3 separate regions of the Homo sapiens genome follow, and all the other regions are linked to region 1. Evidence: chromatin loops called from intact Hi-C (ENCODE). Cell type or tissue: heart right ventricle. All regions are shown on one strand. Region 1 overlaps LOC105369949 (a long non-coding RNA gene). Region 2 overlaps CHST11 (carbohydrate sulfotransferase 11). Region 3 overlaps CHST11 (carbohydrate sulfotransferase 11).

The links. Hi-C counts contacts between places; a loop is a spot of excess contacts. Peaks named below come from ENCODE experiments on the same cell type or tissue, not always from the same donor. Only the 100,000 strongest peaks of a DNase experiment are listed, where the experiment ranks them.
Region 2: it touches region 1 in a loop (2.7-fold over the local background); 7 of 110 quality-filtered maps call a loop at or near these places.
Region 3: a loop joins it to region 1, with 2.4 times the contacts of the local background. A loop is called at or near these places in 8 of 110 quality-filtered maps.

The regions. Positions count from the first base shown.
Region 1 is chr12:104,377,570-104,385,569 of GRCh38, reverse strand. It overlaps LOC105369949 (a long non-coding RNA gene), which reads right to left. Exons shown (of 4, transcript XR_007063432.1): 1 at 7,827-8,000; 2 at 3,618-3,784. Among named protein-coding and RNA genes, the nearest start is that of CHST11, 75 kb to the left of the region's middle. RefSeq lists a silencer at 953-1,153. In heart right ventricle, a CTCF peak has its summit at 3,558 (motif pointing left); DNase peaks (open chromatin) are centred at 3,262 and 3,549; H3K27me3 peaks cover 365 bases.
Region 2 is chr12:104,715,555-104,723,554 of GRCh38, reverse strand. The region is part of intron 2 of CHST11 (carbohydrate sulfotransferase 11); the gene reads right to left. Among named protein-coding and RNA genes, the nearest start is that of MIR3922, 130 kb to the right of the region's middle. RefSeq lists enhancers at 1-456, 2,398-2,447, 2,421-3,049, 3,108-3,197. In heart right ventricle, no CTCF peak of the experiment used is centred here; DNase peaks (open chromatin) are centred at 2,596 and 3,079; H3K4me3 peaks cover 1,225 bases; H3K27ac peaks cover 1,398 bases.
Region 3 is chr12:104,736,105-104,744,104 of GRCh38, reverse strand. The region is part of intron 2 of CHST11 (carbohydrate sulfotransferase 11); the gene reads right to left. Among named protein-coding and RNA genes, the nearest start is that of MIR3922, 150 kb to the right of the region's middle. RefSeq lists enhancers at 735-1,356, 3,063-3,112. In heart right ventricle, no CTCF peak of the experiment used is centred here; DNase peaks (open chromatin) are centred at 1,457 and 3,284; H3K27ac peaks cover 2,072 bases.

The DNA.
Region 1 (8,000 bases):
AACAAACATATATTAAGACTTACCATGGCTGGGCATGGTGGCTGATGCCTGTAATCCCAGCACTTTGGGAGGCCGAGGCGGGCAGATCACCTGAGGTCAGGAGTTCGAGACCAGCCTGGCTAACATGGTGAAACCCTGTCTCTACTAAAAATACAAAATTAGCCGGGCTTGGTGGCAGGCGCCTGTAATCCCAGCTACTCAGGATGCTAAGGCAGGAGAATCACTTGAACCTGGGAGGCAGGGGTTGCAGTGAGCCATTGCACTTCAGTCTGGGCAACAAGGGCAAAAACTCCACCTCAAAAAGACAAACAAACAACAACAACAACAACAACCAAACCACATGTCAGGCACTGTTTAAAATGCTTTATATGCATTAAATCATATAATCTCTCAACAGTTGTCTCAAGTAGGTACTATTATTTTCCTGATTTTACAGATGAGGAAACCAAAGCAGAGAGGCTATACAGTATTAGATACTGGGCAAAACATGGAAGCAGAGGGAACTACCCACCCACCTGGGCATGCCAAAGACCACTAGTTAGGTATGTTGTGTGGCTGATTCTTCTACCTATAACATAGTTTTGATTTGGACCTTAAAGATTGGGCAGTTCCATTAACTCATTGCATTGGATAGATTCAGATAGGCTATGCTACAGTGACAAGCATTCCCCAAATTTCCTAAGTTTGTTTCTTGGTTATATAAGCAGGTAGGTGCGGGTAACAATCCAGGGTGCCTGTTCTCCATGCAGTGACACACAATCCAGGCTGCTTCAGTCCATCTCGAGAGAAGGCCTCTACATTTATCATGGCAGGGAAGGACAGAGGCTGAAGTGTCACATGGAGGCTTCCACTGACTCAGCCTGGAAGTAACACACCTCACTTGTGCTCACTTTCATTGGCCAAAGCTAGTCATTAGTCATGTGCCCCCACCCAAAGAAGGAGAGGAGAGCTGGGTATTGATGAGCACCAGTAATGTTCACCATACTCACTCATTCAGTAAGTAAGTACCTTCCAGGCCAAACAGGCAATGTGCTAGACTCTGGGTGTTTTAATCCATTCAGGCTGCTATAACAAAATACCACAGACGAGGTGGCTTATACACAACAGAAATTTATTTCTCCCAGTTCTGGAGGCTGGATGTCCAAGATCAAGATGCCAACAGATTCAGTGTCTGGTAAGAGCCTACTTCCTGGCTCCTAGACGGTGCCTTCTCACTGTGTCCTCACGTGGTGGAAGGGGCAAAGGTCTCTCTGTGGCTGTTTTTATAAGGGCACCAATCCCATCATAACAGCCCAATCCTCATGACCTCGTCTAAACCTAATCACCTCCCAAAGGCCCCACCTCCTCATACCATCACCTTGGGGGTTAAGTTTTCAGCATATGAATTTTGAGGAAACACAAACATTCAAATCATAGCACTGGGGATATAAAGATAAAACCACATGAAGCCCTTTCCCAATCCTTATTTATTTTGAACTGAATCTGTTTTCGCAGAGTGCTACACTGAATAATGGCCCCCAAAGACATCCATATCCTAATCTTTGAAACCTGCGAATATGTTACTGCCCATGGTAAAAGAAAATTTGCAGACAGGTTATTAAGGATCTTGAGATGAGAAAACTATCCTGGATTATCTGTATGGGTCCAAGGTACAAATCCTTAAAAGGATGCAAGAGGATCAAATTAGTAGCAGAAGATGGGGTGACAGAAGAAAGAGGTTGGAGAGATGTAAGAAGGGGTCACAAGGCCAGCAACGTGGATGGCCTCTGGAAGCTGGGTAAAGCAAGGGAATGGATTTTCCCCTGAGGTCTCCGGAGAGAACACAGCTCTGCCAACATCTTGGTTATAGACTTCTGACCTCTAGAACTGTAAGAGAATAAATTTGTGCTGTTTTTAGCCATTCTATTAGTAGTAATGTGTTAGAGCAGCAATTGAAAACAAGTAAACCTATGCTAGGGCTGGGATGGGAGAGGTACAAAAATTAGTGACAATAGGAATGGCAGGGCATGGTGGCTCACGTCTGTAATCCCAGCACTTTGGGAGGCTGAGGTGGCGGGATCACCTGAGCTTAGGAGTTTAAGACCCAGCCTAGGCAACATGGTGAAACCCTGTCTCTACTAAAAACACCCCCCTCCAAAAAAAATTAGCCAGATGTGGCAGTGCACACCTATAATCCCAGCTACTTAGGAAGATGAGGTGAGAGGATCACTTGAGCCCCAGAGGCAGATGTTGCAGTGCACTGTGATCATGCCACTGCACTCCAGCCTGGGTAACAGAGTGAGACTATGTCTCAAAAACAATAATAATAATAATAATGGCCGGGCGTGATGGCTCACGCCTGTAATCCCAGCACTTTGGGAGGCCAAGGCGGGTGGATCACAAGGTCAGTAGTTTGAGACCAGCCTGGCCAATATGGTGAAACCCCATCTCTATTAAAAATATAAAAATTAGCTGGACATGGTGGTGTGCACCTGTAGTCCCAGCTACTCAGGAGGCTGAGGCAGAAGAATCACCTGAACCTGGGAGGCCGAGGTTGCAGTGAGCCAAGATCGTGCCACTGCACTCCAGCCTGGGTGACAGAATGCGATTCCATCTCAAAATAAATAAATAAATAAATGTGATAAAATAATAACTGCCAATGTCCATCAAGCACTTACTCGATGCTGGGGCTGGCATGGTGGCTCCCTGCCCGTAATCTCAGTGCTTTGGGAGGCCAAGGTGGGAGGATCACCTGAGCCCAAAAGTTGAAGGTTACAGTGAGCTATGATCGTATCACTGCACTCCAGCCTGGACAACAGAGCAAGATCCTGTCTCTAAAAAAATAAAAAATAAAACTTCACTACACTATGAGATGAGATGAGTGTCTTTATTATCTCCAGATGACAGTTGTGAACCTGAGGCTCACGAAGGTTAAGTAACATTAAGTAACATTCCTAAGAGGGCACCATAGCTGTGGGTGGTCAAGACAGGATTTGGACTCAGTCCAGAATCTAGCAAAGATGTGTACAAGTCTTGCCCAAGGCACACTGCTAGCGGCAGAGGCAGGACAAAACCTTGAGCCTCCCAACTGACTCCAGAGGACTCTTTCCCTAAAGTATACTTAACGTGGTGGGGTAGATCAAAGTATCTGCAGGGGGCAGGATCTGGAAGGGGTGTGGGCATTGAGCCAGCCTGGAAGGGACGTGGAGCCCAGGGTAGATTCTTTAAGATTCTTTACAGGCCTGGCCGGGGTGTTGACACTTCATAACCACACAGAGGCTCCGCGTGGGCATGCTTGTCTCAGCAGCCCACACGGAGGTAGGTGCTTCTGACATCTCGCAGGAGCCTCCAACCAGCACCACCTCTCAAGCCTTCCCTCCTTTGTCAGTAGGGAAGTCAGAGAAAGTATTACCAAGTCCACCAACCCAGAGCTCGTGGGGTCCTTGCAGCTTCTAGACTCTAAAGTGCATCTCACTTAAAGAACAAATGCCCCACAGACCAAATCTAGCTAAACAGAGGTTCTTCGGTCCACTGTTGGCCTCCAAGAGCAACTGTATGTTTTGAGCGCCACCTAGTGGTACCCAGGGCCCCCAGCGTTTTTGACTTCTCAAACCTGCCCTTAAGGACGGAGCTCCTACCTCCCGCCTCGGAGGTCTCTCCAGGTAGGCTAAGGTGACTTAGAGGACCGCCAGCCCCTTCTGGTTCCAGAGCTCTTCAGAGAGGTCCAAGGCCAACTGGTTCCTCGAAACTGTGGGTTTACATCGGGACTGCCCCATCCTGGGCTCTGCCTGTCAAGAATGCTGTCCTGGATTAGGGCACAGGAGAATGCGTTTTGTCATTGATCTGGAGGGAGGGAAGGCATGTGGAGGAATCAGCATCTCATTTCAATGTGAGAGAAACTAATGGAGGGAAGAGAATTTTTTAAAGCTAGTGAGAACACACATTCATTTGACAACTTAGTTAAAAAGGACCGATTCCTTGAAAAATACAAATGACTACAACTCACCCAATGTGAACTAGATAATTTGAGTATGCCTACAACTGTTAAGGAAATCGAATTTGCAATTTTAAAACTCCCAAAAAAGAAGTCTCCAGATCCAGATGGTTTCACTGAAGAATTCTACCAAATGTTTAAAGAGGAATTCACACCATCTCTCTACATTCTCTTTCAGAAAATAGAAGAGGAGGGAACACTTTCCAATTCATTTTATGAAGATAGTATTTCCCTGATATTAAAACCACAGATAGGAATGAGTACAGTGGCTCACATCTGTAATCCTAGCATTTTGGGAGGTCAAAGTGGGAGGATGACTTGAGCCCAGGGGTTCAAGACCAGCCTGGGCAACAAAGTGAGACACTGTCTCTATAAAAATTACAAAAATTAACCAGGCATGGTAGCATGTGCCTGTAGTCCCAGCTACTCGGGAAGCTGAGGCCAGAGGACTGCTTGAGCTTAAGAGGTTGAGGCTGCTGGCTGGGCACGGTGGCTCACACCTGTAATTCCAGCACTTTGGGAGGCCGAGGTGGGCGGATCACTTGAGGTCAGCAGTTCGAGACCAGCCTGGCCAAGATGCCGAAATCCTGTCTCTACTAAAAATACAAAAATTAGCCAGGCATGGCGGCACATGCCTGTAATCCCAGTTACTCAGGAGGCTGAGGCAGAAGCATCACTTGAACCTGGGAGGCAGAGGTTACACTGAGCCAAGATCGCGCCACTGAACTCCAGCCTGAGCAACAGAGAGAGACTCTGTCTCAAAAACAAACAAACAAATAAATAAAACCAAGGTAGTAAAAAAAACCTACAGATCAATATCCCTCATGAATATATACATGAAAATCCTTAACAAAATATTAGCAAATAGAATTCAGCAATATATCTCAAGGATTGTACAGGATGACCAACTGGAGTTTATTCCACAGATGAAAGGGTAGTTGAATATTTGAAAATCAATCAATGCAATCCACCATATTAACAGGTGAAAGAAGAGAAATAATATGATCATATAAATTAATGCAGAAAAAGCATTTGACAAAATTCAGCACCCATTTGTAAAAAAAAAAACTTACAAAACTATAGCTAACACACTTAATGCTTGAAAGACTAAATGCTTTCCCCCACAAAATTAGTGACAAGGCCAGGAGGTCCATTCTTTTTTTTTTTTTTTTTTTTTTTGAGACAGAGTCTCACTCTGTCACCCAGGCTGGAGTGCAGTGGCATGATCTCGGCTCACTGCAAGCTCCACCTCCCGGGTTCACACCGTTCTCCTGCCTCAGCCTCCCGAGTAGCTGGGACTACAGGCGCCCGCCACCACGCCCGGCTAATTTTTTTTTTTTTTTGTATTTTTAGTAGAGACGGGATTTCACCGTTTTAGCCAGGATGGTCTCGATTTCCTGACCTTGTGATCCACCTGCCTCTGCCTCCCAAAGTGCTGGGATTACAGGCGTGAGCCACCACGCCCAGCCAGGAGGTCCACCCTTATTCAGCATAGTGCCAGAAGTTATAGCTAGTGAAGTCAGGCTAGAAAAAAGAAAAAGGCATACAGTTTTGCTTATGTTTGCAAATCAAGAAGATTAAGGTCACTTATGAAGCATAACGGGCTTTGTCTGCTCAGGGATTCTTCACACTGGTCTTCATCTTAATTTATTTTAACACTACAGAGATGAGGAAATCACTTGAGAAATTTTGTAATGAACTAGCAAAGCCCAAGTTCCACTCCCCATGACTGGCTTCCTCTGGTCCAGGGTAGGGCCTGAGCATCTGAATTTTGTAACACTGCCCAGGTGATTCTAAGGTGCACATTTAGCAAATGTGAGAACCACTTTACTAAAGGGAGAGCTTCCAAAAAACACCCAAATACAGCGCATCTCCAGGTTTGGTTCCTGACCAGTTGGCAGCCTCAGTGTCACCTGGGAGCTTGTTAGAAATGCCCAGCCCCAGGCCGGGCGCGTTGGTTCACGCCTGTAACCCCAGCACTTTGGGAAGCTGAGGTGGGAGGATCACCTGATTTCAGGAGTTCAAGACCAGCCTGGTCAACTTGGTGAAGCCCTGTCTCTACTAAAAATACAAAAATTAGCTGGGCATGGTGGCATGTGCCTGTAATCCCAGCTGCTTGGGAGGCTGAGGTGAGAGAATCACTTGGACCCAGGAGGTGGAAATTGCAGTGAGCCGAGATCACATCACTGCACTCCAGCCTGGGTAAAAGAGTGAGACTATGTCTCAAAAAAAAAAGAAAGAAAGAAAGAAAGAAATGCCCAACCCCAGACCCCACCCCAGACCTACTGAATGAGAAACTCTGAGGATACGACCCAGAGATCTGCTTTTTCAGAAGCCCTCCTCTGATTCTGATGCCCACTCAAGGCTGAGAACCTCTGCCTCAGCAGACGAATTCTAGGAGAAACTGATTCACAAACTACAAACTAAATCTGGTTAAAAAGCATCGAGAACATTGTTCAGCCTCCGTGGTGATCAAAAGAAAGGCAATGTAAAAACAGCAGTGAAATCCCATGTGACACCTGTCAAATTAGTAAATTTCAAAATCAGGCAAAGAAATAATAGTACTTCATGATTCCCTTTTCACACAACTAGGTTAGTACAACCATCTAGTTTGCCAAGGACTGAGGTTCCCAGAATTTGAGGTTTTCTGTGCTAAAGCCAGAAAGTCTCTGCAAGCCAGGACCAGTTGGTCCTTCCATACAAGACTCATCAGATTGGTATCACTATGGTTTACTCTCTGTTGTCCCCATTGGACTGTAATCCATAGGGACAGGACCCTGTGTGTCTTGTATTATAGCCTTCTCAAAGGCATCAGAGTCTAGAGGGGAGGAGAATGAGTGCTGAGTTCGGTCTGTCTGGCTTCAAGTCCTAACTCCACAGATTATCAGCTGTAAGACCTTGAACAAGCTATTTCTACTTTCTGTACCTCAGTGTTCTCATCTGAAAAATGGGTATGATAAGAATGACACAGGACTGATCTCATGGGGATATTGTGAGAATTGAACATGAGTTACTGCATGTGACCCACTTAGAATAGTGCTGGGCATATAGAAAGTGCTCGATGATGTTAGCTACAATTATGAAAGGAGGGGAGCCCGCAAACCCCATTTGAGAGATTGGAAGTAATCGCATGGTGGTTACAGAAGCTGTAGGTGGCTGGATTTTCTGGATGGTGGATAGACAGCAGTCTCTGGCTACCTCCAAAGGGTCAAGAGGGAACTTTTCAGGGTGAGGAAGATGACACAGGGGGGCCGCAGGCTGCCCCTGGCCTTCCCCTTTCTGGGTCCCCTACTCATTTTCCCTTAGACAGACTCCCCAGTGCCTGGGGTCCTCAGGGATCCCGGCCTAAAACTACACTTTCCATTGAATTCTCACTTGAGGAGGCCCGGGGCTCTCACTGGAGAGGCCACCCCAGGAGGGTGGATGCTTCTGTTCATTGTTGAGGAACCAGGACTGAGCTTCTAGCACAGGGTAGGTACTTTGTAACTATTTGTTAAATGATTAATTTTAATGAGTCAATTTTGTTTTCTTTGTTTTTATTTTTGTTTTTGTTTTTTTTGATAGGGTCTCTCTCTGTCACTAAGGCTGGAGTGCAGTGGCACAATCTCCACTCACTGCAACCTCAACCTCCTGGTTTCAAACAATCCTCACACCTCAGCTTCCCAAGTAGCCAGGACTACAGATGTGTACTAACATGCCCAGCTAATTATTGTATTTTTTTTCTTTTTAGAGATGGGGGTCTCACTATGTTGCCCATGCTGGTCTTGAACTCCTTGGCTCAAGCAATCCTCACTCCTCAGCCTCCCACAGTCCTGGAATGACAGGCATGAACCACTGTGCCCGACCTACATACCTTTTTAATTATCGTCATCTATCAGTGCCCAGATCTGCCTCATCTCTGGTCCTGCCCTTGATCAAGACCCTCCCAGCTGTGTCCTTCCTGTTGGGTCATGAACCAGGAAGCAGAATGGCCATACACAAAATGGCTGCACCTGGGAATCCCCCAGGGGTCCTCTCCCCATTCGCC
Region 2 (8,000 bases), 340 kb before region 1:
GGCACTCCATGGAGGTTTCATTCTCGCTCTAACAATAAAACTAAAACAGGGAGTGATTTATCGGAGTGAGTGTCGGGAAAGGGGAGCGCAAATTCTCACTTCACTGCAGGCCACAGATTGAACAAGCCTTCAGGGTTAGGGGTGGTGCAGGCAGAGGCCTGGGGCAGACCCACGGCCCCCCAGACGCCCACCCCGCCCGCCAGGCTGTCCTGACTATGTTGTGTGTGTACTTGCTGTGTGATCCCGGGCAAGTCGGCAGCCTCTCTGTTTTCTCATCAGCGATTTTAAGACAGGAATGAGTTAAAACAAAGGGCTCACAGCTGTATTAGGGATATCGTGAGTATTAAATACAGTCCTTGAGGGGCCCAGCTGCCGTTGTTGTCATTGTTGTTAATACTGCTGACTGCTATCATGACTCCCAGGGGAGGTGATACTACGCTCACACCACAGATCAAAAAACTGAGCCACAGGGCCTCAGTCCTGAGGCAGGACTCAGCCAGGCATGTCAGGCTCCTGTCTGGGGTAAGTGGGTCTGACAGGGCACGCCAGCACCACCCCCCTGAGAACTGAGGGACAAAGGCCAAGAAAGTCATTAGCCTTCCCCTAGACACAGAGCAGCCTTCCCGTAGGACACGTGGGTTTGTCTGTGCAGGTTTGAAATCCTTAGGAAGTGACACTTATGAGCGTTCTGGAAAGGTGTGATCCCCATCTCAGCCTCACAAAGGTCTTGGCTCACTTTGATGATGTTTCACTGCCAGGGCCTTTGAGAAAGTCTCCCCTCACCTCCCCCCAGGTATCAGCAGGAAACAGAAAGATGACCTGCAGGGGGATGGGGCCTTGTTTTCTTTGGACACTCTTTCCAGCAACGACTCCAGACAGCAAGGCTGGAAGAGAGAACCAGATCACAGGAAGGAACAGGTGCCAGGCTACGTCCACCATAGCCCGTCCTCTTCCACAAGCAGAAACGATGACGTGTTAGAAATAAAACTCATCCTCACCATTTTTGAACGTCTGCAAAGGCACAATTCATCCACTTTACAGAGGCACTTACACTGTGTTTCAGAAAACCAATCTACCTCATCTAAGTACTGCAGTTCAGTCAATATACAAAATATACTAAAAACCACGGTTAGGGCAGTGCTGAGTTTGGGCATCACACTTAGTTTGTGCTTCCCAGTAGCCAAGGTATAAAGAGAAATATGATGGATTATGAAAACTTTTACCTCTGATGAAGTTAAAAACACACCAAATTGGCCAGGCACAGTGGCTCGCATCTGTAATTCCAGCACTTTGGGAGGCTAAGGCGGGCAGATGGCTTAGCCCAGGAATTCAAGACCAGCCCAGGCAACAATGGTAAAATCTCATACACACACACACACACACACACACACACACACACTTAGCTGAGTGTGGTAGTATGCGCCAGTAGTCCCAGCTACTCCAGGGACTGAGGGGAGCGGATGGTTTGAGCCTGGGAGGTCCAGGCTGCAGTGAGCTATGACTGCATCACTGCACGCCAGCTTGGGTGACAGAGCAAGACCCTGTCTCAAAAAAACCCCCCAAAACCAAACAGGCAAACAACAACAAACCCACAGAGAATTTAGAGGTGGGACGTGGATCTGAGTTTAAACTCCATCACTTGCAGACAGTGCAACCTCAGGCAATACCTTAACTTCTTATTTCCTTGTTTATTAGTCTCAGTAATATCTCAGAATATTGGGGGAATCGCCTGAGCCATGTATGTGGCAGTGCTTTGAAAATTATACAATATCTTCCAGAAATCTGACTTATCATGGAGTATTTATAGTGGTTCTTTCAGTGAAACGATCTATTTTTTTTTCTATGCTGGTTGTGTTCTCTTTGAGGTGGCTCTGAAAACGTTTGTTCACGTAACTCCTTATACCAGGGACGCTGTACAATAGGAAGGACAGTAGTCACACCCCATTTTGAGCACTCATTCTCTATCAGGCGCAGGGGTACACTTGCCTGAGTTTGAATGAGTTGAGCACACTGTCTAACCCATGGCACCTTCACAGACATTCCGGGATAGAAATACCATTAGCATTCCTATTTTGCAGAAGAGGAAGCTGAGGCACAGAGATACATGAACCGATCTGACTCTCTTTCCCATAAAGGTGGCACAGACGGTCAGAGACAGTGAGCCAGTGGGGCCCTGGACCCATGTGGGATTAAAGGCTCTATGCTGAAGGCACCATTCTGAGGTAGCTCTGGTGTGTGTGTGGCTGTGTGTGTCTGTATCTGTGTGGGAGAGAAAGAGAGACACAGAGATAAGCCCCACCAGAGACTTAAGGGCTCAGAGAGCACCAGGGACCCACAGCCCTACTCCTTAAATCTGTGATGCCTGATGAGATGGGGATGGGGATGGGGCCAGGCCCAAACCCAGCTTCTGGCTTTAGGGTTTGCTCTTGCATTAAATTCCCCTTGGTTTCAGCACCACAGGGTGGGTTTCAGTCTTTTGTAAGCAAACATTTCTCAGGGAAGTCATGAGTCTTCCTTTAGAAAAACCAAGGAAGCCAGCTTAGCCGAGGACCAGCCCCGGCCCTGGAGCAAACGCTGCGGGGCACATGAGATGGTTTCTCCGCCCTTCCTACATCCACGACCTCTCAACCTTGCTCCTCTGAGCCCCAGAATTCCAGGCTCACTAGGAGAGGTGAACGGCGTCTATAAGACGTGCTGTCATTTTAAAAGTCCCAAAGCAGCAGCGACTGGTCCACGGTAGACGACATTTCCTGTTTTTGTGAACTTGTTTTGTTTTTTTTTCAAATTAGATTTCTACTCACTGATCCTCTCCATTTTTTTTTTCCCCTTTTTAAAATCAAACAGCAGATCAAAAGAAAAGCAACAGAAAGCTCGTGGTGTTCCTCTGCCTCAAAGGCCAAACGTCTGTGGGTTTTTTGTCTTGGCTGCCGACCGCAGCACGTCACACTGTTTGAAATTTGCAGCTGCGATCATTTATCTTCAGGGGACAGGGGTGGTAGGTGGCCGTGGTCCTGGGGAGACCCCGGGAGACCCTCCCAGCGCATGACATGAGTGTAGCTGCCGTCCAGCCCTAGGTCCTGTCTTCCTGGATGAGGAAATACCGTGCGGGGTCTGGAAGGGGAGGCTGCACGCAGCCCTCAGGGAGAGACACAGCACCAAACGCCTTGGACGCCATGAGTCCCAGCCCTGCCTCTCACGATCGTGAGGCTGTGGGGAGCAACTCGGCCTTCCTCAATTCCAGTTTCTTCATCTGTAAAAAGGGAAAATCCTGGTACCCACTGCATAAGATTGAGGATAAAATTAGACTCTGCAGGTAAAATGCTTGGCACACAGTAGACTCTCAAGACATGGCAGCTGATGCCAGAGTCGGGGAGCTGTCCTGCCTGCAGGGCAGTGTTTCAGGAGGAAGCGTGCTTCTTGGGGCTCCGGATGCCGCCAGCAATGTTTACGAAACTAGACAAGTCCACTTATTCAATTTACAAAAAGCAACATGTTTACAAGCCCCTCCATAGCTTTGGATCTAAAGGCGGAAAAGTGCCTGGACACCAGCGTTAGTCTGGAGAGAGGGAATTCTTCTCAGGAGCCACGGAGCAGGGACCCATTCCTAAACCATTCCCGCTTTTCCTCCAGGAAATGGGTGCAAGACAAGGAAAGCCATGGCCTGGATTGTTACGTAGAAGCAGCTGGGACACAGTGTTCCCTGGGGCATCTGGGGACAGTGGTGCCTGTAACTGTCCCCTGGCCATGGGGTGCAGCCCCCGCCACCCCTCCCTGAGTGCCCAGGGCCAGTCCATCCTCCATGCCACAGCCAGGGCCGGCTGGCCATGCCCCAACTCCTCATTCTGAAGAACACTGAAAATAAAGAGGGGTCCCAGCTAAGAGGGGGTGTTTATAACTTGAAAAATGCTGATAACGCCAGCCAGTCATTTGCCCTGAAGTAGGTAATAGCTAGAGCAGCATTTCTTAGAATTAAAAAAAGACTATGAATAGATAGTTATGCTGTGTCTGCAGTCAGGGCCCTCCAATTAATGGCAGGAAGCCTATGTTTCTGTCGGACTGCAGCCTGAGCCCTGTGTGCGTGCACCTGTGCACGAGAGAGACAGAGTGAAGTGGGCAAGGGGAGCGTGGGTGGATGGTGTGTTGACTTCCAGAACTTCGGATCTCAGGTGGTCACCTAGAAATCCAATTGATGGGAAAGAACATGATTTCCTACTTGTAAGCCAACATGGCATTTCTTTATGCAAGCCCCTTATCTAGAAAGAGATGCTGGTGTCACTACAAAGGGACATGGGGACTCCAGAACTCAACCCTGGCCCACTGAGCATGTATTCAAGCTGGGGAGGCAAGAGCTGTCAGCCTAGAAGACAGTACGTTGCGGAGTGTCTGCTTCCGGGCGTCACCATTCTGGAACCATAGCCACCAAGGCAGAGTCCTGGGGGCCGCGCCTGCAGCCCAGCCCTCACCCAGCAAGAGAGGGAAGGATGAGGAGGCTGGGTTTACTGTGCCCCATTCTGTACCCTCAACCTAAGTGGCCGTTGATCCTCCAAAGGAGAAATGCATTGGGGTTCCATGCACCCTGGAAAGTCGGAGAACCTTCCCCGACAGAAGCTCCTTTCCTGCAATTTACTGTTCAAGCCTTCAGTAACTTCTGCCTTGCTCCTCAAGAACCTCCCTTGTCTTGTTTAATTTAGACCTGGGCAGTAATGAGGACTGTGTCGACTCCACTCTCGTCCACCGGAATGAAATTTTTCATTAAGGAGTTCCTGGGAGACTGGCCAAGTTTACTCTCGCAAGCATTGCATCTGCCTGCTTGCTGCAGTCTTCAGGCTGGCTGGCTAAATGACAGTCCTGGGTGGCAGGGAGGAGACGCCCCCAATTTCAGTTCTAAAGTAGGAGTGATTGCTTACCTCTATGGGGGGCCTGGGGAACTACAAACAATCGCCACTCCTCAAAGGGACTGCAGGTGGCAGGGAGTGTTTTGAAAATATTCATTTTCTAGAAATTCATTCTTCATTAGTAACACACGGAAGGCAGTGTGATGTGGAGAAAGAGCCCAGGCAGCTCACTGAACAGCTGAGTGACACTGGGCTGGCCACACAATCCTTGTCAGCCTCAGTCTCCGTATCTAAGCAGTAGGGATTCAAACGAAATTCCGTCCTCACCTGGTGGTTGTGCAGCTGCAATGGAACAATGTGCGTGAATGGTAGAGAAGTAGGAGGTCAAGCCAGGAAAGAGAGAAGATTCTGGAGTCCAACTCCCTGGGTTCAAATCCCACTTCTGCCACTGACAGACTGTGTGGCTTCAGGCAAGTCACAAAACCCCTCTGTACCACAGCTGTCTCATCTGTCAAATGGGGCTGACAACTGAAACTACTTCAAGGGACTGTCATGAGAATTTAGTGAGGGAATGGGCATCTCATGCTTGGCAAAGTACCTTTCGCATAGTAAGTGCTCAATAAAGATGGGCCCAGGAGTGGGGCCGCTGCTGAATGCAACCAACGCTGGCACGTGGGAGGGGCTCCATGAACAAGTCCTGATTCTGCATCTGGGCTACTGCCCTATTGTCTTTTACTTTTATTTATTAATTTAATTAATTAATTTATTTTGAGACAGAGTCTTGCTCTGTCGCCCAGGCTGGAGTGCAGTGGCACAATCTTGGCTCACTGCAACCTATGCCTCCTGGGTTCAAGCGATTCTCCTGCCTCAGCCTCCCAAGTAGCTGGGATTACAGGCGCCCACCACCTTGCCCAGCGAATTTGTTGCTGTTGTTGTTGTTGTTTGTTTTGAGGCAGAGTCTCACTCTGTCACCCAGGCTGGAGTGCAGTGGCGTGATATCGGCTCACTGCAACCTCCGCCTCCCAAGTTCAAGTGATTCTCCTGCCTCAGACTCGAGAGTAGCTGGGACTACAGGCGCCTACCACCACACCATCTAATTTTTGTATTTTTAGTAAAGACGGGGTTTCACTATATTTGCTAGGCTGGTCTCGAACTCCTGACCTCATGATCCCCCTGCCTCGGCCTCCCAAAGTGCTGGGATTACAGGTGTGAGCCACAGCGCCCAGCCTATTGGCCTTTATTGAGGCTTGTCTTGCTGGCACTTATGACCATCCCCGGAAAATGACTAAAAAAATCCCTGAAGCCTGGAGCCATGCAATTCAGAAAGAGATACCATGAAGACCTACTGAAGGAAGCGCTGGTCTAAGTCCTTTCCCTCTCAAAATGGTTTTGGGGCAGCTAAATGGAGAATTCCTTCATTCACTTTCCCATCTTCCTGACTAACTGAAAATCCCTGTGGTTGGAAGAATAACCTCCCGCTCTTCCTGCATCCAAGATGTCCACATCCTAACCTGCAGAAGCTGTGAATACGTTATGTTACATGGCAAGGGGGAATCAAGGTAGCAGATGGAATTAAGGCTACTAATCATCTGACCACAAAATAAAAAGATTAGCCTGGATTATGTGGGTGGGTCCTGTGTAATCTGTAATCACAAGGGTCCCTTAAACGTGGAAGAGGGAGGCAGGGGATTCAGTGATAAGATGCAAGAAGGACTTGACTGGCCATTGCCGGCTCTGAGGATGGAAGCATGTCATGAGCCAAGGAATGAAGGTGGCCCCCGAAGCAATAATCCCCTTGATTTGATTTTAGCCAGTGAGATCCACATCAGATTTCTGAGCCCCAGAACCATAAGATATAAATGTGTATTGTTTGAAACCATTAAGTTTGCAGTAATTTGTTACAGCAGCAATAGGAAACTAAGATAGTACCAGATGATTCCTTCGTCTTCGAATCTAAGGTAAATTCTGGGCCTGTGAAGCCCTCCGTGGATGAGCAGCATTCACAGACCCTGCCCCTGCCTCCCCCAGGCACGTTGGGAGCGATCACGTATGTGTTTGCTCATGCATCCTTCATGTATTCAGCAAATATTTCCTGAGAACTTTCCTTGGGACACAGCAATGAAGAAGACAGGCCATCCCCTGCCCTCATGGCACTCACAGCCAAAAGTGGACACTAATTTACGACAGGTATGGATGCGAGACGATCATAGAAACACTCTTCTGTACTTACTACGTGCATGGCAATGTGCCATATATTAATTCGTTTACTTCTCACAATACTCATGAGGAAAGGAACATTATCATCCCCATTTCACAGATGAGGAAACTGAGGCATAGAGTGTTTGCATGAGGTGCTCATGGTCACACAGCTGGGTGGGGGTAGACTCAGATTTGGAACCCAGGCAGTGCTTCCATCACTATACTATGCTGCATCTGAAATGACAAGGGATGGGGGCCATCCCAGAGAAGAAGGACGGTGTGACTCTGGCCTCTAAGGTTTCTCTCTACCCTAAAGGAAGGGAGTCCCCATTTAAAGCAGATGTCTGCGACATTGGCTCTGGGGCTGATATTCAAAGGGCTAAATATGACAGAGCCCTTGGCACCCCGTGTGCAGACACAGCACCACCAGATCCACCCAAGCTAGGGGCTTGAGCTATACCTTTCTCTGGGCTTGGCACAGACCCCAGGCCTGGGCTGGAGCTGAGCCAAGCCGAGCCTGCTGACAGTCAACAGGCCTTTACTGACTGTTCATTCTCTGCAGCACACGGCTGTCCATTAAACGCGGATCTAATACTGCTATAGGTCAGGTTAGCTCATCGAGAATGCACAGGGTGATGCTCTCTCAACGAGAGAAAGGCGCGACACACACGAGCTCATTTATTCCAACAACAGCCTGCAGCCCCAGAACCCTTTCATCCCTGAGCGATATCCCCCAGGGGTGGGGACAGCAAGGTGGCAAGGCTTCCTGTCAGGGGGAGGGGAGTCACAGGAGCCTAAGCCGGGAGGGGCTGGTGCATGTGGGGGCCCTCCTGGGAGTTAGGGCAGCAGCATCCTTTGGCAGCCAGGCAAACCCTGGCCTGGGTCCATTTCCTCTACCTGTACCTCTCTAGCTGGGTGACCTACAACATGCTCCTCTGGATGTCCAAACTTGCACATCTATAAAGT
Region 3 (8,000 bases), 360 kb before region 1:
GAATATAAATCATTCTATTATAAAGACACATGCACACATGTGTTCACTGCAGCACTGTTTACAATAGCAAAGACATGGAATCAACCTAAATGCCCAATAATAGTCTGGATAAAGAAAATGTGGTACATATATACCATGGAGTACTATGCAGCCATAAAAAAAGAGAGATCATGTCCTCTGCTGGGACATGGATGGAGCTGGAGGCCATAATCCTTAGCAAACGAATGCAGAACAGAAAACCAAATGCCACATGTTCTCACTTATAAGTGGGAGCTAAATGATGAGAACACATGGACACAGAGGGGAACACTCAGTGGGGCCTTTTGGAGGGTGGAAGGTGGGAGGAGGGAGAAGATCAGGAAAAACAACTAATGGGTACTGGGTTTAATACTTGGGTGATGAAAGAATCTGTACAACAGACCCCCATGACCCAAGTTCACCTATGTAACAAACCTGCATATGTGCCCCTGAACTTAAAAGTTAGAAAAATATAAATTAAAAAAAGAGAAGTCAGAATATTAGGTTTCATGTGATATCTCTGTATTCTTAAATGTTAGCTACAATCATTTTAGTGGTGTGAGCCGAACCATCCCTGTAGGGTTGGTGCCTCCCCCAGGTGTTTGAGGATAGTAAGGGGGTGCCTTCCTCTGGCTGCTCTCAGCCCCCACTGCCTCCAGCCCAGCTGCCCCTGCTCACTTAGTGGAACCTGTGGGCAACTGCAAGAGAAAGACAAGGCGGAACCAGCCAGACTGTGGGAGTCCCTGGGTGCAGTTAGGAAGGCTCACACTCAGTGGTGGATATTAAGAGACACCTCTGGAACCTCAGCTCTCCCATCCCCTTCCCTGCTTCCCTTTTCTTTGTAGTACTTATCTCCTTAGTTTATCTCAATTTACTTATTTTGCTGGTCTCTCCCTTCTTGAACGTTAACTCTGAGATGGCAGGTAGTTTTCACTAATTTTTGTTCACTGTTGTATTCCCAGTGCTTCACATACGGTGGACACTGAAAGCTTTGTTGAATGCATGAATGACTTTGGGACAGCAGGGATTGTTCGGGTCACAAGACGGCCAATGAGGCCTCGTGGGCTTCCTGTGCCTAAACCCGCAGCCCCCACCTCATCTTCTGGTGGAGATTTCTGGCTTAGAGCCTGTGGCTGCCACACAGGAGCTTAGCATCAGCTCTGGGGCTGGAGGCCAAGAGAGAAGAGCGGGGACTCTCAGCCCTGGGTAGAAATGCAACAGCTTTTGATGAGGGAGGGACGCTGGCACTTTCCACCCGTCTGGTGAGGCCAAGAAACAAGAGGAGGGGAATCAAATCACGCTGGAGGGGGAGGGCGCCAAGGGCTGCCCAGGAAGGACTTGGTCTGAGGCTGTGTGGTACCCCCGGGGCTCCCTTTCAGCCAGGCCAGGTGCAGCTGGAAGGGCCTTATTGACATCTCAGATCAGCTGTTTGGGCTTCCGGAGGCCTGGGCAGGGTGCCGGAGGGGGGCAGGAATAGGAATGGGGCTGCTGCCAAGCTGGCCTGCTTTCCGATGAATGGTGGCCCGGAACAGGAACAACGGTGAGGAAGGGATGCAGCTCCCACACTGCTTGGGAAATCAGAAGTAAGGGCAGGCAGGCTGAGCACCTGCTGGCTAGTGCTTTGGGGTCCTCGGAAGTCGCTGCTGGCAGGAGTAGGGGAGGAGGAGCATGGGTCCACTGAGCAGTCCCGGGTGGCTTACCCCTCCCCTAGCCAGGGAGGCCGTCAACCTCCCCTACCACGATGGGCCTCCCAGAGGGTGATGCTCTTGGGAGGCAGGGGCTTGCCTCCCTTCAGGATCTCCTCCTGGCCTCTCCCTTCTTTGAACCAGTTGGCTTCATTGGTTCTCTTCCCAGACTGACCAGAATATTCTACTTCTATTTTGGCCTAATCACTTGAGCCCTTCAGGCCTTAGTTTCCTCATCTGCAAAATGGGGACAACAATAAAGTCTACTTCTCAGGGTCATTTTGAGGATTAGATGAGAGCCCACAAGGAAAGCACATAGCATGGTACCTGGCACATAGTAGGCACTCAGGAAGTAGCTACTGTAAACCTTACAGAGGGTGGTTTCCCAAGTGCCGGGGGCAGGATAGCAGGAATGTTGCTTTGCCTTTCACCTGACAGCATTTCTCAATGTTCAGTGTATGTAAGAATCACAGCGGGAATCTGATGCAATGCGGGTTCCCAGACACCACCCTGAGTAATTCTGGTTCAGTGGGTCGGGCTGTCCTGGGAACCTGCTCTTGATCGCTGCCCCGTGATGATTCTATCAGGCCAATTCTGAGGCTGGTGGTCTCTGTTTCACTTTGAGAACTGATGATTGAGCGTCGCTTTTACATGAGCGGGTTCTGCAGTGAACGCCAAACACATTTGTCATCTGTGCAAAATGCCTGGCTCATGGCGACTTAATATCTCACTGACACAGAAGACCGATAGAGGCAATTGGCGGCAACTTAGATTGGCAGCTGTTAAGCAAATTGGAGGTCTGAAGAGCAATTTTCTGGCAATATCAAGATTAGCTATTAATATGTATTAACAGACTGTAAAGGATTCATGGAATTTCACAGTAACTGAACTATGAATTGAGAGGCACCCAAAGAGGTCCATTTATTTCTTAGTCAAGCAGCATGTTTTAACAATACCCGATTTCTCCATTGTTCCAAAGGCACGCATGAGCCATGCTCTGGGCCTTTCGTTTCTGCATGTTGCATGCTTCCAGTGAGAGGAAGGCTGGTCCTCCCCCAAGAGAGAGGTGGAGCTAGTTCTGCAGATGGGGCTCCAAAGCCCTCCTCCTACCCCTGCCTGGAAGACACCCTCGTTCTCTCCCCAGTAACCACCACCACCAAGCCTGGGGCCCCAACGGAGCCATTTCCACCACCTTTACCTTCACCCCTTTGCCTCAACCTGCTCCATCCTGATCATAGTTAATGTCACTATGAACAATGTGAGCTCAACTCATGCCCTCCCTCCAGGGCAGCTGGGATAAGGCCCAGGTATCTCAGTGTCCCAGGCACTTGGTGCCCAATACTTGCAGAATTCAGAAAAGGGTGATTAGCTTTGTGGCAACACATGAACATCTTTGCAGAGTACTAAGAAGATTTTGTTTATCACTTCACTGCCTTTTTCCTCTTTCAAGAAGGACGGCCCATTCTCAATCATAGTGAAAGTGGAACAGGAAGACCATCGTGGAGTGCTAGAGGGACAAGCACGTCTAAATCCATCCATCTGCTGTTCACTGAGGAAGTCAGACATCTCTGCGGCTTCTTAGGCCATGGCCGAGGACATGAAGATACAGATATCCAGGAACAGAGTCACACACAATGGCAGGGACACAGACCCGGGGCCCAGAGGTGAATAAGACACCCTCAATTGCATGACATCAGAGGTATTAATATTCTTCTGCCTGTAGAGCTTTCAAATAATTTTGCATCTCAGAGTCCTTAGAACCCAGAACTTCAGAGTTACAAAATACCTTTGTGATTATCTGATACCACCCTCTGATTTTCAGATGGCAAAACTGAGGCCCAGAGATGAGAGCTCATCCACCCACTCCCAGAAAGCAGCAGAGCAAAGACTGGAACCCAAATATGCCTTTTTGTTGTGCTGCTGGACAGCAGAGCAAAAAGAGGGATTTTCTCCTTCTATCCACCCAGCAGCCCTTGTTGGAGGTGCAGGGATGGATTCCAGGGCAGAGTGAGAGGGCAGGGAGTGTCATCTGTGTGGTGCCATAACATTCCTATGAAATAGAAAAACCATCTTTGCTACCTTCCATCAACCTCAGAGGAGTATTTTGACAACACATGTAGATTTATGATCAATGGAAATTATAAAACTAAAAAGAAGTGAGTGACCCATTTTATTATCCAGAATAGGGAACGTGGGATAGGTCCCCCTGGGCTGGCCTGATTTCAGAGCTCATTAAAGAAAAGTGAGGCAAGAACTGGGAAAAGTCTTTGCATTTTTTTCTTTAAAGGCCAGTGACCCTACTAAAACTAAGTGGTAGAAACTAAATACATTGATTTCAGGATACAATTTTTACAGAAAATCAGTGTCTCCCTGATCTCATTCAATAAATACTGAACAAAAATGGAGAGTATTTGCTTTGATGGAACAAAGGTTTACTCTCCCTAGGATGTCTGGAACTCTGCGGAGATGAGCAAGCTCATCAGCACAGGCTGGAGATCAGACTCTGGAGTCAGGCAGACCAATCTGGATGTAAAATTTGGCAATGGCCCTGACCAGCCCCATGATCTGGGGTCAGTAAGATTCACTCTCCTGGCCTCAGTCTCCTCATCAGTAAAGTGGGAGCTGAGAGAGCACAAACCTCACTGGCTCTTATGAGGTTTAAAGGGATGAAGTCTGCAAAGAACTTACTGTGTCACTTGACCCACAGCTGCTCTTAAGGGACAAGCAATTAATATTCACAGTTAAAAGTTTTTTCTCATGAAAAAAATAGAGTTCTTTACTATGTGGCTGTTTCCATCAAGGGGCAGCAGAGCAGAGTGGTTCAGAACACAGGCTCTGCAGCCAGACAGCCTGGGCTTAAAATCCGGCTCTAGTACTTACTGGCTGTGGACCTTGGGCAAGTTACTTAATCTGAGACTCAGCATTCTCATCTGTAAAATGGGGATGACGGTGCCACGGACCTCCTGTGGTTATAGATGATGGTGAGAATAGCTGACTGTATGCCTGGTGCACGGATGAATACACTGGCCGAGAGAAGTCACTCTACCTTCTAGAAATTCAGGCCAATGTAGTAATGAAAAGATGAGGACACCTTTCCCAACTAGAATTTTGCCCTAAGCTGCTGACAAGGAGGGAGAGTGGCTGATGTCACTTTTCCTTTCACTTTCCCTGCCTCCCCTGGTTGAAGCCCAAAAAGTGATGAGTTCAGGGTGTTCCAGGTGGAGAGGGAGAGAACGCTCAGGCCTGCTCTTGCCCGCACCCACTACCCGGGCTCCTCTGGCACACACCGGCGTTGGTTCCCAACCTCCCACTGACAGCGTCTGCCACCTGCAGGTCCCGCTTTGCCCTGGATGAGCTTCAGACTGGTCAGCTCACCCCTCACCCCTGCCCAGCAGGCTGTCTACCTCCCAGCCTGGTCCTCCGTCTTCAGGAGGGACCCTGCAACCTGGTGGCAGCTCCATCCTTGGCCTGAATCAGTCCAGTGACTGCCAGTTATGCAAACAGGCCACAGCCTGAGGCGCTGGGGGAGCCCAGTTTGAAGCAAGATATGATTTCAGGGAGAAAGCACACATTCTAACAGGGACAAGGAACAGAAAAGATGGCAATGCAGTGTGGCAGCTGGAGTGTAATTTAGTGGCCAAGAGAAGACACTAGTGTCAGATTCCCAGATCTAGCACCTACTAGCTATGAGGTCCGGGCTTTCTCCTAAAGCCTCTATTTCCTCACTGTAAAATGAGCCAAACAGTACTCCCTGCTTTAAAGGTGGCTGTAAAGCTCAGATGAGAGGAGGGAGTTGCACGTGCCCCTGCAGGTAAGTGCTCAGGAAACGCCTCATTGCATCATGGGGCGGGTGTGAGGATGAAGTCAGGAAGGCCAGACCAGGCCCTTGCCTGGGTGTGTGTTTAGTTCATGTTCACTGCTTTTATTAAGCACAGGTGCCATGGACGCATGGCACAGGAGTGCCGTTCCAGCTTGGGAGAGCAGGGAATGATTTTCCCAAGAAAGAAGTATTCATGCAAAGCCCACAGAGGAGGAGTGAGCTGGCGCCGAAGGCCATCTAAGAGAGGATTGGGTGGGGGAACAGGGAGTGCAGCCTTGAGGCGACAGAGAGCGGGGCACCTCTGCGAACCTCAAAGCTGGTCGGGAAGGGGAAGGGCTCCATGGCTGTCCCTGCACAGGCTTTATGCCCAAAATGACAGGGCAGGCCGGTCTGCTGAAGAAGGATGAGCCCGCGGGGTCTGGGAAGGCTGCAGCACCCCCTGACCAGGGCCTTCCAGAAAGGAAGTGTAGCAGACATAATTACACCGGTCCAGCAGGGCGGGACGTTGGGATCCTTTTTTATACACTAAGTGGCATTCTCTGAGCCAAAGCAAAGAACAGAAAGGTTCAAAAAAGCAAGTAGGATCGGGGCCTGGGGGGTGGGTTTTCATGAATGAATCTGCTTCCTGTGGCAACTGATGCCTCCAAGGGAGGCCTCTTGGCTCCAGGGAACAAAGGCATCCAGTGACAGCTGGGGACAGGCCACCCAGCCTTCCCAGGGGACAGCCTCGCCCTCCCTTTCCGCCTGGCTCATCTTTCACCTCCCCATGCCCAGCACATTCTCAGGCCAGGCCCTCCCTGCAAAACTGCCTGGTGGGGGATTCTCCCTCCTCTATTTCTGAAATGTTCTTTTCTTTTGAAAAACATCAAAACCACAGGCGCTCAAGAGGAGTCAGAAATACCTCCACTCTGTGTCTTCCTCCACTGCCCCGAGGAAGGCACTGGGCAAAAGGGTCAATGCGAGATCTGGAATGAAGCAGAAAGATCTAGAAGGCTCTAGATCAACTGATCATTCACTAACTAATCTATGACCCCAAGGTGGCCAGACAAGGGAAAACTACAAACTCACCTGCAGGGCTCTGTGATGCGTCAGGCATCCCACGAAGTACTTGACAGTCACCATCTCAGTTAATCCTCACAATAATCCCCAAAGTGATATCCCCAACTTACAAATGAGTCAACTGAGGCTCAGAGGGCTTGAATTCATGTCCCAAGGCTCAGGCCTTGCAAGTGGTGAGGCCCAGGTTCCACCCTGGCTGTCCTGTTCTGAAGTACATGTCTTTGGCCCCCAAGTCAGCCACCCCCACGATGACCTCCCGTGTGACCTCAGTCATTCCCACGGGGGATGGCAAGGAGCCTGCAGGCTGATCCACAGCCCAGATCTACGTGGCTTCTGGGTACAGGGAAGCCCCTTGGGCAATGATTATTGAACTCAGTTCTTAGTCGGGAAGTTCTGATTAACTTCCTTTCCTTAAAGTTGTTATGGAGTTTTAAAATTCCCATAGCTAATTGCTGAGGCAGAATATCCCATAAAGATCATCTATAAATGGTGTTAAAGGAAAGTCACATTTTATTCTCATAGATACTCCTGGTCTCAGTTGTGTAAGTCACAGGGTGAGGTTTGGCCTTCTTAAGCCCTGAAGCCACACTTGGTTTCTATCAAGACTCACAATGAAGATGCTTTATGCAGCAGAAGGATGCATTTCTCCTATGCTTTCAAAAATCAGATTTTCAGGGCAGTTTATACATGACTTCTAGTACACCTACAGCGCTGTGTGGGGGACTGAAAGGGACTCGAAGCAGTCTCTTTCATGGACACCTGGATGGAGTTCAGAACTGAACCAGCTTCTCAAAGGGCTACTCTAAGACCCCCAACCCTGCCAACTCCGGGTAAATCAGAGTTCACAGGCCAGACTCACAGAGGGCCAGGTGGGCTTCCCGAGTTGTACGTGCAGTGGGTCCCAGCCCAACAGCCCACCACTGCCTCTCTGAGGCTTTGCTACGCTCAGTCAGCCTGGGGTGCTCTTCAAACTGGGCCAGAATCCAGGAGGGCAGGGCATTTTCTCTGAAAGTTATACGAACTTCTAACCAGAAACATCTGGAAATACATGGGACTCTGCTGGATGCCTCTGGGTAAATCTCCAGCTCGGCCAGGCTGGGCATTCTCTGTATGAGCTTGTGAGTCACTGGTCTTTTTCTTATCATCACCCTCTACAAAATGGCCCTCCCCAACCTTCCTTCTCTCTTCTCTTCTCTCTCTCTTCTTCCTTTCCTTTCCTTCCACTGAACATGCCACACGCAGGGCAGTGAATGTCCTGTTCCTTCTCCATGGAATGTTCTTTCCCCAGATTCTGTAGGCACAGGGATGGTATCTTGCAGGGGGAACTTTGGGGAAGGGAGGATTTATACCAGAGGCGAGAAGCATGCTCTCACCTTCCCGTTGGACATTGCCCATGGAATGTCCCACAGGAACCTCCA